Linked DNA regions of Mus musculus: all the other regions are linked to region 1. The links are chromatin loops, found by intact Hi-C in ENCODE. Cell type or tissue: gastrocnemius. All regions are shown on one strand.

Region 1 (5,000 bases):
CTTTTCCCTTGAACCCTTTCACTAAGTCTCCCTCTGGTCCTGCTCTGCAAAGCTCTCCAGCAGTCTCCATTCTGATGCTTTCACTCTTCCAAGCCTATGCTGGGCCCATGGGCTTGCTGTCTGCTCTGTTCGCTTTACTGCCTAATCCTGTGCCATCTAGTCCTCTAGTGCTGGGGTTCTGCAGGACCTGTCCTCTCTCCCCTTCTCTTACATTTTTGGTTTTGAGACTCGCCTTTAAGGGCTGAGCCATCTCTCCAGCCCCTTTCTTCCCTTCTCTATTCTGTTTTCTTCCTCATTTTCAGTAGCATAGAGAGTAGATGTTATCTGGAACAGAGCCTTCAGGTTCCCAGGCTAAGGAGAGGACTCCCAAGTTTATACCTTTAATTGAGGCACCTGCTTTGAGCTCTGGATGGGCAGTACTCTCTTTGACATTTATGCTTGGGTATGGGCTGGTGGCTGCAAGACTCTGGTCTCTGTTTGCCCCCAGAGCTGTATATCTGCCTCTTCCCTTTGCATGGCTCTCTTCTTCTCTTGATTAGCTCCAAAGCGTTGGGACAACTCTTAATAGCAGTCCTTATATCAAACAGTAGGCTTGTGAATATGTAGAACCTTGTTCTAGCCCCAGTCTATTAACCTGAGGATTCACATCTTGTGTGGGTCCCACTGTGGCCACAGAAGGCAGCTTGTCAATGACTAGAGTCAAAAATGGAGGCTGCAAGAAGGTATCTATGGGGCAACTTTTGGAGTTGACTGGGGAGTGGAAGTAGAAGGCCTGAGTATTTTTGATCTTTTGGCCCATGCCTGCAGCATGTACCCTTGCTGGTTTGAACAATGCCCATTACAGGTGGAAGCTAGAAACTGTAGTAAGTCCATCAGCAAACACTCTGGCTTTCCACATCACCCTGTTCCCCACCCCCAACCCCAGAGCATCACCTGATCTGTGATGCTAATCTTTCCTCTTCTACATCCCTGAAGGCCATCTATTACTGGCCTCTTCCTCTCTGACATCACCTAGCACCAGAACCTCTTCTTTCTATCTTTCTAACCCCCTACCTGAATATCCTTCCCACCTACACACACACACACACACACACACACACACACACACACACACAGATGGCTTCACTGTTAAATCTGTGGTATTTTTGCTTTACAGGGTGGTGGATCTAAAACTGCAAACTGCACTCAGCTACATTGACACTTCCTGCCACACTTCTTGTTACAGTGTCTCTTTTCTCCTTTCCACTGGCTGGTGCCTATGAGTAACTGCTTCCTTGGGTTAAAGTTGACAATGGCAGAGAATGTTAGATTCTTCACCTGCCTTGAGGAAGGACAAGGGTGAAGCCTTGGCCGACTGGTACACAGTACCCAGGAATTCTAACAGAAGTTAACTGAGCATAACTCCTTTCTCGACTTCCACCTTTGTGCTTACGGTTTCTTCTACAGCCTTTGGGGCAGCTCTACCCAGTTCTCTGGGACTGTTCAGAGTGCCTGACCTCTGAACAGCCTCTCCTCAGAGCAGCCATCAAACATTCCCCCAGAAGCCAGTATAAACATACCCCTGGTTCCTGGATCATTAACTGTAAGTGGAGTTTTACACCCTAAGCCATAAAGGGTAGCCTTCTAAGCAGGACTTTGCAGATCCAGGTGCTGGCAGAATTCAGTCACTAGCATCAGAACCACACTAAGCAAGATGGCACTCCCTACTGCATTCCTGAGCTGATCTGTATCACCTGGCACTCCTTGACCTCAGGATGATGGCCTTGGGAGCACCTTCCTTTAGCTGGCTTTCCAAAATTCCCTTTTTCATGTATCTCGTTCTCTGGCCAGTGTTCCTAGCTACTTCCTAGAAACCTACACCCTTGTCCTTTCTCATACGGGTCAACTTCTTTTAAACCTAGACAGTGGCAGCAAGTATTGAGCAACCCAGACCAGTGTAGTAAGCAGTAGACGGGTAATCGAGACACTCTTGTCTGAAGGAACCATGCATTTGTGGCAATGCCAGTGCCACCTTTGGAAGAGCATCCCATTGTTCACATCTGCCTTGCACATGTGTGTCCTGGCACTAAGCAGATATCCTACAGGGTATTTCCACTTTATGTAACATGTTGCATGTCTGTTACATGTTATGATAGATGTTTTCTTCTGTGTCCAGCCTTGCACAGAAGGTATCTAAGCCATGTGCATTCCCACATGTTGGGCTATTCATAGCACCCAGGTCTTAGGCTGTATGCTCCAGTGGTGATGGATTCAAGCATGATGTAATGCTACAGTTGCCACATGAGGGTGTTGCTAAGATTCAAAGCATCAGATTCAGAAAATGAGGTAGGATCCTTCCCTCAAGCCAAGCACCCTCAAAGGGTGTGAGCAGCCACTGCGGCTTATGTCAGCATCAGGTATTTTTCTCCCTGGATGGCAATTCACACATGCAGGCACACATGTGCCTTGACAACAGGGGGTGCTCTGGAGCTGTTACAGTCTCCTGCAGGGCAACCTGTAATGCACATGCTGCCGCTGTGTGAACTCAGCTGGGACCTAACCCACTCCTGCAGCTCAGAATCTTCAGGCACTCCTAAATGAGGTGTGGTTTGACAGGGCGATGACAGCCACACCTCCTTACCCTCTCTTTCCATAATATTTATAATATTTATATTGTGATTAACTGCTCCCCACCCCCAGGCTCTCTATCTCTCCTTATGTAACTATTTTCTGTCTTTGCAAAAGAAAACTAAGGGGATCCAGGGATGTGGCTCTGTGGGCCCACACTGTATCGATTGAGCATACATGTAGACCTATTACTGGGAGTGGAGGGCGGGGGTGGGGTGGGGATGAAGGCTGAAGGATAGGAAGGTCAAAGTCACCCTACACTACAGGACCCCCCCTTATCTCAGGAAGAGAAAGATGACATCATATTCTTGGTCTCCATAGTAACAGATGGGCTGGGCTGAGTGGACTGCGAACACCTGTCCTCCTGTCATTCCTTCTACTCATTGCTCGTTTCTGTTTGGTGACAGCACTGCTCCTGGGTCCTGTTTCTGGCTTTGTAGGGCACATGCAGGCCATGACTTCTTTACGGGAAGAACTTTCCTTGGGCAGCCTGCTGCAGCTGGCATTTAGCGGCCATTGCCTGCTGAAACTGGTGTACATCTGCTGAGAACATTATTTTCCCTAACCCATGTAATCCTCGCCATAATCCTAGAAGGTGCTATTTTTAGCTGCATTTTATGGGTAGAGAGACTAACAACACCGGGGCTCAATAAGTGACTTAACTTGCCAAATCACTCTGTGAAGTGGGGGTGGTGCACACTGAAATCCAGCCAGGTGCCAAGCTGGCCAGCCATTTTGTCTCTTTTGGGGACCATGCTGCCGGACCTGTGCATGGGCCACAGCTGCGGTGAAATCCACCCCAACGCTATTGTGTGTGCTGCCAAAGCAAGTGTTCCTGTTCTAGCTCTGAGCTACAGGAGTTTGTGCCCTTTGGTCCTGACCAGTTTCGTTTCTGCCTGATTTCCTCACTGTTTTCTCTCTATGCCTCCGAGCTCTTTTGTTATCCCCAAGTTATTCTTTTCTTTCCTCCCCCACCCAGCCCTTTTCTGGGATAGAACCCAAGGCTTCCTGCTCGCTAGGCAAGCACTCTGCTGTTTGCTTACACTTCCCCAGCCCATCCTCCAAAACTGAGCATAAGGCTCTTGTTACTGAATCAAACATACCTCCTCTCCTAAGTGACTGTCCTTCATGTGATGACAGAATCCCTTCACCAACACTGACGGTAAGCACAGCCTGCTCATTCTCTTCCTACTGTTCAGGATAGTCCCACAGAGCTCTGGTGCCAGTCACAATGCTACCAGCCATTTACCCCATTCCTTACGTGCACTTTCCTGCACCTCAGACCGTTCTCCACCTCTTCTGTTCTTCGCTCTCGAAACAAGTATACAGTCATCCTTGCCTGCTGCTCAGAACCTGTCTGCACTCCTTCCCCCAGGGATAATTCTACCTTGGCTGTCTCTGCCTGCCCACCTGATGCTGACTGTGCAGAAGAGCATGTTGCTCCTCTCAGGCTCCGCCCACGACAAGCTGCTGTACTCAGCACGTCTCCTGCTGAGGTTCTCTCTGGAATCTTCAAGCCTCACCTTTAGGGTCCAGGGAGGTGGCTAAGTGCTGGAGCATTTTTTTCTACCATGTATGAGGTCCTGGTTCTGTGTCTAGCCACTGTCTGTTTATTCGGCAACTCTTAGCCATTCCCTATCCTCATAACTGGTGGGAACCACATCTCAAGGTGAACTTTTAAACCTCAAGAATTTCACTTTTTTTTTTTTTTAATTCCAGAGGGTGGGGAGTAGTTTTTATGCTTAGTTCTGGAATAGCCCTGAGTCTGGCAGGCACCTTCTCCACCACTGGACTACATGCTCCAAAGCCTTTTTCCTGTTTTGCAATTACAGATGATGTCATCTTTCTCTCTCGGAGGGTTGATTCTGATATAGTTACTTATAAGAAAACAATCATGGGTGCTAGTAGACTGAAATTGTCCTCGTTTTGTTGTTGTTTGTTAGTCTAAGGCAGGGCTTCTATAGCCCAGCTGTCTTGAAACTTACTATGTAACCACTATGTAACCTAGGACTTTGACCTTCAGAGCCTGCTGCTTCCATCTGGGAGTACTAAGAGACAGGCATGTCCCAACCAACAAACCAGGTTCTCTTCAGGGCTGACGATAAGCCCCTGGGCTTGGCCCTGCTAGGAAAGCCCCTCCCAGCAGAGACACATCCCCACCCGTTCACCTGTGAAGCGTTCCCTGGGCAATACAGCAGCTCCTGGACATTGATTGGAGTGTGGTGGCAAAGTAGAAGTTGTCACGTCTGCAATCCTGCCACTGAGCCGCCCTGGCTGTAATGAAGGAAGGTTGATCACTCTCTGGCCAGGCTTGGTTTGGCATGCCCTCCCTAGGGGTGTGGACTTGCAAATGAGCAGCCAAACCACTGAGCAGCTGCCTGTCAGCACTTACA
Region 2 (5,000 bases), 920 kb after region 1:
CTCTGGTCTGTGGCCACCTGCACTCACATATACATACCATGTGTGGACACACACACATAATCAAAAGTAACAAAAACTAAAGTAGCTTTTTAAAAAGAAACAAAATTAAAGATTTCTTTATTTATTCTCTTCTGCCACTACAAATCCAGATACCTATAGCAGGATCCCCAAGAGACAACTTTTGCATGACAGTTGTTTCATAAAGGTATCATTTTAAGGAAACTGTCTCATTTAGAGTGTTTAAACTTATTTTAATTGTGTGTACATATGCCTGGGTATACTCATGTAAGTGGAAGTGCCTGTGGAGTTTAGAAGAGGGTATTGGATCCCTGGGAACTGTAGGTATAGGTAGTCTTGAATTATCCAGTGTAACTGTTGGGAACTGAACTTGAAAGAGCAAAACCTTCCCTTCACCACAATGCCATCTCTCCTGACCCAAAGGGATTCTCTCTCTCTCTTTTTTTTTTTTTTCTAAGTTTCTTTGTTCTGTGAAGGCAGTGTCTCAGGTAGCACAGACTGACCTTGAACTCACTCTGACCTTGAAACCCTGATCCTCATGCCTCCTGTTCCAGAGTGCTGGGATCGGGGCCCCATACCACCAAATGTGTAAACTGCAGTTTCTCTTCTTCCATGTTAGATGTTGGTTAGCTCCTAAGAATTCTTTGTTTCTTTATTGCCATAGGTTTGACTTTAAAAACAACACAATGCATAATCTTGACTGCACTTGATGTGGTTTTGAGCTACACTGGGATCCCCATATTGTACCCTTGAGAACTAGGTGGTCCAAAGGCCTTCTGGGAGCAATGACTCTCTTATTTCTAGCAAAGTGATGTGGCTTGGTGAAAGGAGCAAGGTTTTTCCACCCAGCTAGTTCATACTGGCTGTGCTCAAACAGGCCCCAACCTCAGCAGCCCCTGAGGTGGAACTGACCATGGACAGCCTCTATCCAGCACGGTTAGGGCAGCAGATAGATAAATCACCCGAAGGTAGAAGCAGACCCTGTCTCCTAGGCAGATCTGTGATATCAAGAAGAGGGATATGTGCACGAGACCAAAATAAAATCAAACTAGGAATACTGCCAAATTCTTCCTCTGTCTCACACTTGCTCTCCTATAAAGCCACTCTGTTTCCCTGGGTGGAGAAGTACAGGTATCTAAAATGGCCTGTCTCTCTTGATGGGATCCTATGGCACAGGAAAAGGTTGTTAACCAGAACGGTTAGCAGTATACCTACGCACTAGCTGGCAATTATTTATTAGAGTGGCTTGGCTCCATTTCTCAGACCCACTGTGGAAAAGAAAAAGTGTCTAGGAAAGCCTCAGTTCTGGAAAATGAGAAACAATAGCTTTAAGTATGTTTCCCCTAAAGTACACACAGGGCATGCCTTACAACCGAGAAAAGCTATCAAGAGAACTTAGGGGCTGAGCCAGAAAACTAGGAGTCTTTCACTGGTTCCCCAAGCTTCTTGTTTCTGGGTATGGGGAACTGTCCCTTCCAGGGCGCACCAGTTGATCACTCAAGTGTCCTAAGTGTGCCCCTTATCTCACCCGACCCAGGGCAGATTGGTTAAATACAGGCTTCAGCTTCGCCTGGGCTAGCCAGGCAAAGGGGTTCCTCTTCGGAAAGAGACAAGGATCTGGATCTCCACAATTTTGGCCTGGTTTCCCTCTTATGTCGACTCGCCAAGTCCGGCGAGGCGCCTGTCCGTTGGACTCCAGGACTAGGGTGGCGCGGGGTCACCCTGAATCTAAGGCTTGCCCAACATAGTTGGAATTGGCAAGGATGCGCCCGATGCCTGGCGCAGGGAGGCGGGGACACGCGCTCCGTGTGGCACATCGCCAGGGCTGCCGCCCCCCCCCCCCCCCCCCCCCCGCCGCCGCCACTCTCGTTCCCCTAGCTTTACCCTGGGCGCGGCTATCGCCTAGACCTTGCCTGCAGAGGGCCAACGGCCTCACGACTGCCCCTTCCGCTCGACTCAGGCGTTTGACTCCCGGCCTTCTGGCACGCCCAACCAACCCACCCGGAGTTCCAAAGGGTCGGAGAACCAAAGAGGAAGCTAGGGGCGACTAACCGGGGGCGCTCCGGGGCTGGCTCTCTGCACGCAGGGTTGGCGCTGCGGTGGGGCAGGGAGGGAGAGGCTGCGTTGGAGGCGGGGCTGGTAACCAGGGCCGGAAAGAAGGCTGGACTCTGGAGCCAGTGGGTCCTGCGCGGGAGCCCAGGAGGGAGATCCGCACAACGGACAAGCCTCAATTCAGCGCCCAGCCCAGACATCCAACGCAGAGTCCTGGCCTAGGGCACCAGTGTCCTGAGCGATCTTTCTCCCTGAATGACCCTAGTTTTTCAGCCAAAACCTTTGACCAGAGTCTCCTTGCCAGCATTCCCAAATCTTTGCAACCCCTTGTACCAGGTAGGAGTCAGTCTCTGTGGTGGCAGTATGTCTATAAATGCCACTTCCCAGAAGGCGTATGACCTTTTCACCTTACCCACCAGCTCCTTCGGAGGTCATTGAGCCCGGTATATGTACTTGATCAGAAGCCTCAACCAGTTTATGTCCCTGGGTGTCCTTGCTATTCATAAACCAAAGCCACCTGCTGCAGTTCTCGGAAAGCCCTCGAGGATGGAACCGGACTACATGGGGGAGGGGAGGCACTGGGCAGACACCAGGGACGCACCTCGTAAGTGGGTGGCGTATGAGGCTGGAGGATCAGTAGACACAATTGCCTGTAATCTAAACCTGGCACTAGGAGACCCTTGCAAAGATCATCCTGTCACCCTCACAAGGGGTCGTTGCCAGTCTTATCCTTCCCTCGGTGTGCACAGAAATGGGTCCCTCGACCCCTGATTCAGATTCTTGGAGTTCTACGTGGCTGGTCTGCGACTGTTGGCGGCTGCCCCCTAGCTGAAAGGCGCGCCACCATCCATCCTCCGAGCTCATGTAACCCCAAAGAAGAGGGGACCAAATCTCGGGGAACAATGCAGCCTGAAGCGTCAGGGGTGGGGATGGGGGTATCAGGTACCCATCCTCGCCTTTATGCACGGCGAGGAGACCTTGTTCCGCTGCAGCCAGGGTCCGTGCTCTAAGAAAGTCTGCCTATGCTTTACGTGGCAGACTGGGTCACAGTTCTCTAAGATCAACAGCGTGTCTCGCAGAACAACCAAGGCGTTCTTCTTTTAGTCTAAGTCCTACTCGGAGCGTCCTGGAGCGCCCGACTGCTTCCTGCCCCAAACCTCAGGCTGACACCCAGGAAGTGAAAGCGGGGACTGACAGCGCGATCCACGCCTCCGGGGGCGCCGGTACCTAGGGATTAGGAGTTCCGTGAAGTAGCAGCTAACCCCGGTCTCTCGGAACTCCTTGACTCCAGGATCCTCGCCTACACGAGCAGCCTAGTTCAGTTCTGGGGTGCAGAGATCTCGTCAAGGTAGACTAGCCTGCCACTGGGGCTGGTACCACTTGTACTGCCCCTTCTGACACACATACGTGACCTTGCGCTCTGGGCGCAGACAACCTGCTCCCTAGTGACCTTCTTCCCGCGGAGAGCACAGCAGGGTACCCGGAGGTGGGGTGGAGGGGGGAGCCCAGAGGACCAACCGGGAAAGCACGCGGAGAGAAACTTGTGTCTCTGAATCTCCAGCCAGGCAATCACTGGCAGAGCTGTGCGGGGAGGGGGCGGGAGGAAGGGAGGGAAGGGCTCTGGGAGGGAGGGGGAGGTCGGAGAGAGAGGCGGGTGCCAGTGGAGAAAGTCCTTGCTCTCCCGCTCATCTTTTCATTGCTCTCTCTCCTTCCCGCAGACAACCCGGACCTCCTCTGGGCGCCAGCTCCTCGGCTCCAACCCGTCCAGAATCAAGCGGGATTTTTTTTTTCTTTCCCTCTAGAAATTGGCTTTGGTGTGTCGCCCGCCCTCTCCCCTCCTCCTCGCAACTCCTCCCCTCTTTTTTTTCCTCCTTCTTCTTCTTCCTGAGACATGGCCCGGGCAGTGGCTCCTGGAAGAGGAACAAGTGTGGGAAAAGGGAGAGGAAATCGGAGCTAAATGACAGGATGCAGGCGACTTGAGACACAAAAAGAAAAGCGCTTCTCGCGAATTCAGGCATTGCCTCGCCGCTAGCCTTCCCCGCCAAGACCCGCTGAGGATTTTCTGGTTCTTAGGCGGACTTAAGAGCGTTTCGGATTGTTAAGATTATCGTTTGCTGGTTTTTCGTCCGCGCAATCGTGTTCTCCTGCGGCTGCCTGGGGACTGGCTTGGCGAAGGAGGATGGAGAGGGGGCTGCCGTTGCTGTGCGCCACGCTCGCCCTTGCCCTCGCCCTGGCGGGCGCTTTCCGCAGCGGTAAGTGACAGCCGGAGACGGGAGCAACCAGAGTGCCCGGGGCTGCCGAGTCCCCTCGGGCGAAGGGGTTCCAGCCCCAGCCACGGGACTTCCAGCCCCAGCCACGGGACGCGCGCACGGCTGCCGGGCGCAGGAAACTTGCCTGCGCAAGGAACGGAGAAGTCAGGGCGTCTGGGGCAGGAGGACCACAAACCCTCGGCCCCCTGCTCCAGTTGGTTGCTGGCTTCTCCTGCCTCTGTTTCGAGACAGAGCTGCCTACCTTCCCAGATCAGCACACCAATTATCTTAATAATGTTTCCTCCCAGAGGCAATTAAATGAGACTCCCTTTCAAAAATCTGATGGCTGCTGAGAGTTAATGAACACTTCACCGGGAGGACTTCCTGGTTCTCCTCAAAACACCCCTGCTCGGTTTCCTCTGGTGGGCGACACAGAGAGATAGCGGTCAGTCTTGGCGCTGGAACTCTCCGCTGCCTTTGTAAACCGTCTGTGATCAGTCTGAAGTATGAATGAAAGTCGCACTGTCAATAAAGGCTTTGGATCTATTCAGTGTGAGGTACCAGCGTGTCTGAGAATTCGTAACCCTGTTGCAGCTTCCAGTTGGCTTTTAAAACCACTCACTGTTAAGTAAATGAAAGGCAGTCCTGGGTATAAACAGTGCCTTGGAACATAAAGAGTGT
Region 3 (5,000 bases), 250 kb before region 1:
CTCCAGAATGTAACCTCCTGCATGGACCTGCCTGTCACTCGACCCATTGCTTCCTAGCATGTGAGGGATGAGAATGCCCCCTGGACATGTGTCTTGTGAGCTCTCTTTGTTGCCGTGTGTGAGGAGATATCAGGCTGATACCCTGATGATGTTCACCGTGAATACCACACAGGTTAATAATGGTGGCACACTGCTAGGGCATATAGAGGAAGGCTAGACCATGCCAGCTTGCCATTGCAAGTGCAACATTCTACCAAAGGAATGGGAAGCGTTTGCAGTTGTAGAATGGGAAGAGATGGTTTGGAGGGAAAGGAGCATTAGTCTTCCTGTAGATAAGGCATGAAGAAAGAGCTTAAGGAAGGTGTTCGGGGTAGTGGGCCAGCTAGCATCCAGTATCCAGTGAATGCTTGGTGACTTGGGACTTAGCATAGTTCAAGGCTTAGTGAGGCATTTTGTGCCTATGATGATTGTGGTGGACTGTAGACATAGTGCATCTCAAATAATGGCAGGCAGGGATACATGTGGCTCCCGAGGGATGTCAGGACTGAGTAGCTCGAGGTATAGGGTCTGCTTTGGAAGAGGCTAAGGGAGTTTGTCCTTTGATGAGGTAGCATTCTAACCAAGTCCATTCAAGGTCCGTGCAGGTTTCTGATAGGGGCATTTTGAAGCCAAGGGGCAGGTGTTTGTATCTGAGAGTAATAAGGTCTGTATTTTGATAGCATAATTTGGCTCACTGCAGACCACTGAGCATCTAAAATGCCAGTGAAGAAGGCAGGAAGGAGAGGAGGATGACTGTGTTAGCTATAGAGAGGGGGAAGAGCAGACACAAAGACCCCATGGGTAACAGCACTCAGGACTTGGCCACTACAGCAGGCTTAGGTGTTGGGGTAGACATGGCTACCATGGCAGGCTTGTTGGTAATGTTGGAGGTGGGTGAGGTATAGGAGAGCTAGCTGATGTCTCAGGGGTTCTCCTTCCTAGATGCAATGCAACCTTGGGAGAGCCCAGGGTCCTGACACACTAACACATGACTCCTTGATCTGGCAGTAAAAGCCAGGCTTAAAGATTCAGCCAAGTGCAGATGCCTCTGCTCTCTGCCCTCCCTCACCCACTGTCAATCATCTCCAAGATTTCTCCTCTAAGATGCTGCCTTTAAACTTTGTTCTCTAAAGTGTCACCTGGGTCTCAGATGGATAGACAGCTGTAGGAAGGCCTTGGTTAATTTTGACTAATCATTAGCTTTTCTGCATGAGTACCAACATAAGCAAAGTATTGGAGTTCCTTTAAGGATAGAGCATATTCCTGATGAGGAGGCCACCTCCTAGAAGAACACAAGGAAGCGAAAGCACCCTTCTATCTCCATCAGACAGAATTAACCATAAGTGTTTGCATGATGCAGATATGGCAAGTGTATAGGAAAACTGCACGAAATGAAGGGGTAGTCTTAACGAAAGTGTCTTTACGATTTTCGCATATAATTTGGGGTGTCTTGCTTGAGCACAAGATGCACTCAGCCTCTCTTTATAATCAGGAAACTGTTTTATGTTTATTAAATATATCACATTCCCTTCTTTTTCTTTTAATTAAAAACAGTGCTGTATTAAACGTATCTCACAATTCCCTAACTAGCAAGGGAAATGGTGCGTTATATAGAGTGACAGATGTTGTCAAATTGTCCTTTATAGGAATGCCATTTTCCTGATCTTTTTTTCTTTGAGGCATGGTTTGTCTATACATCCAAGACTGGCCTTGAACTAGCCATCCCACTGCCTCAGTCACCCGAATGGTAGATTTACAGGCGTGAACCACCATGTCTGGCCTCAGATACCCCTTTAAAGGTCCATATTATGTTAACTTCTATCTTCCCAGAGCACAGAGGCCTTGTAGAAGATCTTTTGAGGATCCTTGTGTTCAGCCTGTGTAGCACTTTGCCTGTAGTCTCTGCATCTTGAAATGAACAGGTTTGCTCAGTTCCCTGGGATCCTCAACACCTGCTGGCACCTGCTTGCTTGTGTGTGATTTCTATACAAGAGGATTGTTAGAATGTACGTCTGCTCCTTAAAGAGAATTGTGAGAGTGTTTGTGGAGGGAATATCACAGCCTGTTGTCTTTTGTTTATATATGTGGTATGTGATGCCCATTGGAGGCAAACCATGTGCTTGATGCATTATTATTTATGTCCTTAAAATCCCCCATAGCAGCGCTCCTTTTTTGAGTGGTCAGGGTGAGGGAAGCTTGAATGTGGTTTTCACTGCCTCAGGTGTGGTCCCTTTTCTACTCTATTAGGAACAAGGTTTCTAGTGTGTGTGTTTTCTGTGTTTTGTTAAAGGAGTGGCACTCATAACACACACCCATTCCGGAGGCATGCTTCTGGCAGAATCTTCATCTATCTTCAGGCCTGGCCATTTTTAGTTCCAAAGATAAGAATTCCAGAGCAGAGAGAATCTGAGATATTATGCTAATGGTGTTCCGATCCTAGGTGTGGTTATAAACAGTCTTCAAAATGACTCAAGTCATGCATCTTTCCTGCTGCTCAGAACTGTGAAAGAAACCTTTATAAAGCATGTATATGGTAACAAGGGAAAGGATGTCTTTGGATGGTTCATAACTGATTTCTGAATCAAAGATAAACATCCTTAGAGCTCAGCTTCACACATGATTTTGTGGCTGTTGCCCGGAGGGAAGTGGCTGGGCAGTTTTGTGGTTTACCTGGAGATGGAAGTCCTTTGTTTTGCTGTTGGGGCATTTCCTTCATGATCCAGAAGAGGTCGCTGTATGCCTGTAGTTGAAGGCTATTGCTGGATGATAAGTGACCCACGTCTGCATACTTTCGGGACGGAGCTGGTCTGTTTTGTGAAGATAGATTTTATTTTAAGATGTTGTCATAGAGGTTTCTGTAAGTGTTCAAACAGCATTGTGAGGCGTCTTTGGAGAACCCAGGTTCCCGCTGCCTGCCTGTTCTGACTAGAAGAGACTGCTTCGAAAGCCCCTTGATACCTACCCTACTTGGTTCCTCCCCTACAGACTTGATTTGACTTTTACGAAGGAAATCTTGCCAGTGTGAACCTATGGGTTAATTTTGATTTTTGATGTGTAACCTCCAAAAGCAACTCAGGCTTGTTAAGTTTTATTTATTTCAGAAAATTTAGATATTTCTTTACGTGCTCTGAATCCTGGAGAAATGGCTGCTGTACCACCTCCTCTTTTTGCAGACAGGCTCTCGCTGTTTTTCCCACTTTGGCCTGAGATGTGCTGTGTTGGAGCCCAGGCTGGCCTTGAACTCGTGATCTTCCTACTCAGCCTCTCAAGGTGGGAGTTTGTGCCACTGTTGTGTGAATATGGCTGCATCTTAGAGCACACATCCTAGCTAGAGGGTCCACTCTCTCCCTGCCCACCCTCCACTGTGTCTTAGGAAGCATCACTCTGTCCTCATCACCTTAACAAATGTTACGTTCTGTAGACCTGCCCTTGCTAGTGTTCTCTTTTCTTAAAGCTGCAATTAATTTGTGTATATGTTTATACACGTGTGTGCTTGCTGATTTTACTCTGGATTTTTCTTACGTGGAGGTTTTGAAAGTGAGTAGACAGGTCTGTAGTGACATGCCAGCAGAGTTGTTTTATACCAATCGAATAACAGGGTACTACTAAATCTTTAGAGGTGATCTCTTCATCATTTCCCCCCATTCTGTTTAGCCTTTTCTCCTGGTCCTCCCCCCTTTCTGCTCTGCTTTGAGTTACCACTAGAGGGCAGCGCAACAACACATCATTCTGTGAGAGCCTCCTTGTTTCTCAGTTGGCAGGTGTGAGGGACACTTTTGAGAACAAAGCACATTATTACTGAACACCTAAAACCCAGTGGCAAAGCAGCACAGTGAATTCAAACACACGATATGGAAAATTCCCAGCATTCCCGTGGCAGGGCTCTGGGGTAAGGCTTCACACACAGGGCCACTTGCAATCAAGAATGACACTTGTGGGTGGAACGAGCCTTAATGCTAGTGGGTACTGTCATTGTACAACTTCAAAATGCGTGTCAGGCCTTTGATAGTGATGGTTTTTTTTTTTTTTTTTTACTTCGTTTTAAAATCCACCCTTTGACTTGTTTCAAGATGTCAAGATAGGAAGAGTTAGCCAAGAAAAAGCCTGTGCATAGCTGGCTTCATCTTTGCCTTAGAAAAGAATGAGAAAGGAATTCAAATAAAAGATATGTCGATTAATTTATGGGTCTCGTGAGAAGCCGTGCTCACGGAGCCCTGTCCAGCAGGGTTGTTTTACTTACCGTTCTCTGGAGACAAAGCAGTCACAAAATGAGGCCACTTACTATGTAAGCCATTGTAGCTCTCTGCAAAGCACATGGGCACACTTTTAAGGTTATTTTGTATCAGTGGTGTGGAGCTTGCTTTGCCCACACCCTTGGTTTTCAGTACCATTATTCCCTCCTTACTTCCTCTATTGCTACATTTAGGGTTTTGAATGCTTAGCTTAGTAAGCAGTTGTCTCTATGTTGGTTTCTATGTTGGATGACAATAGAATTACTTTGTTCTTCCTGATTTTCACATATGACCGACTTTCCTCTGACTGCTGTGGACTCCTGTCTTGCACCTGTGTCCTGGGTTCTCCGCCACAGCACTGGGATCGCACCTGGTCCTGCTTCTACTTGTAGATCCTCCAGCACGCAGGCGAATTAACACAGACAAAGCCCATTATGAGGCAAACCATTTATTCTACTAATTGGTTGGCAATATTCATTTTAATGGGACCTGGCATGTTAACTTCAGCTGTGCTGACTGACTGACTGAGAGGCAGTGCGGGCCCGTTTGACCTTCAGTTGTCAGGCTCCTCCATGTCCAGTGGCTGCCCCGGTTAACTTATACTTATGGACTCTCACCACTGGCCCTCACAGACTGGGTGATGATATTTGGAAGACAGCCGCCAGCGCTGACTGAGAACTAGAACACTGTTGTGGTGGAGCTCAGCTGGGAGTTAGCGTGAGGCTGGGA

The links. Peaks named below come from ENCODE experiments on the same cell type or tissue, not always from the same donor. Only the 100,000 strongest peaks of a DNase experiment are listed, where the experiment ranks them.
Region 2: it touches region 1 in a loop (7-fold over the local background); 15 of 42 quality-filtered maps call a loop at or near these places.
Region 3: it touches region 1 in a loop (4-fold over the local background); 5 of 42 quality-filtered maps call a loop at or near these places.

The regions. Positions count from the first base shown.
Region 1 is chr8:127,436,313-127,441,312 of GRCm38, forward strand. The region is part of intron 20 of Pard3 (par-3 family cell polarity regulator); the gene reads left to right. LOC115486907 (a long non-coding RNA gene) reads right to left here and starts at 4,973. Exons shown (of 2, transcript XR_003947489.1): 1 at 4,776-4,973. In gastrocnemius, a CTCF peak has its summit at 2,454; DNase peaks (open chromatin) are centred at 2,473, 3,355, 4,016 and 4,908; H3K4me3 peaks cover 3,805 bases; H3K27ac peaks cover 3,216 bases.
Region 2 is chr8:128,355,311-128,360,310 of GRCm38, forward strand. Nrp1 (neuropilin 1) reads left to right here and starts at 3,763. Exons shown (of 17, transcript NM_008737.2): 1 at 3,763-4,322. The coding sequence starts at 4,250. It overlaps A930035F09Rik (a long non-coding RNA gene), which reads right to left and starts at 2,927. Exons shown (of 3, transcript XR_879381.3): 1 at 2,071-2,927. It overlaps Mir1903 (microRNA 1903), which reads left to right and starts at 3,931; the gene lies at 3,931-4,010. In gastrocnemius, CTCF peaks have their summits at 1,964 and 2,910; DNase peaks (open chromatin) are centred at 1,786, 1,893, 2,663, 2,875 and 3 more places; H3K4me3 peaks cover 4,204 bases; H3K27ac peaks cover 4,448 bases.
Region 3 is chr8:127,187,778-127,192,777 of GRCm38, forward strand. All of the region lies in intron 2 of Pard3 (par-3 family cell polarity regulator), which reads left to right. Among named protein-coding and RNA genes, the nearest start is that of Pard3, 130 kb to the left of the region's middle. In gastrocnemius, CTCF peaks have their summits at 2,755 (motif pointing right) and 3,737 (motif pointing right); DNase peaks (open chromatin) are centred at 2,773 and 3,756.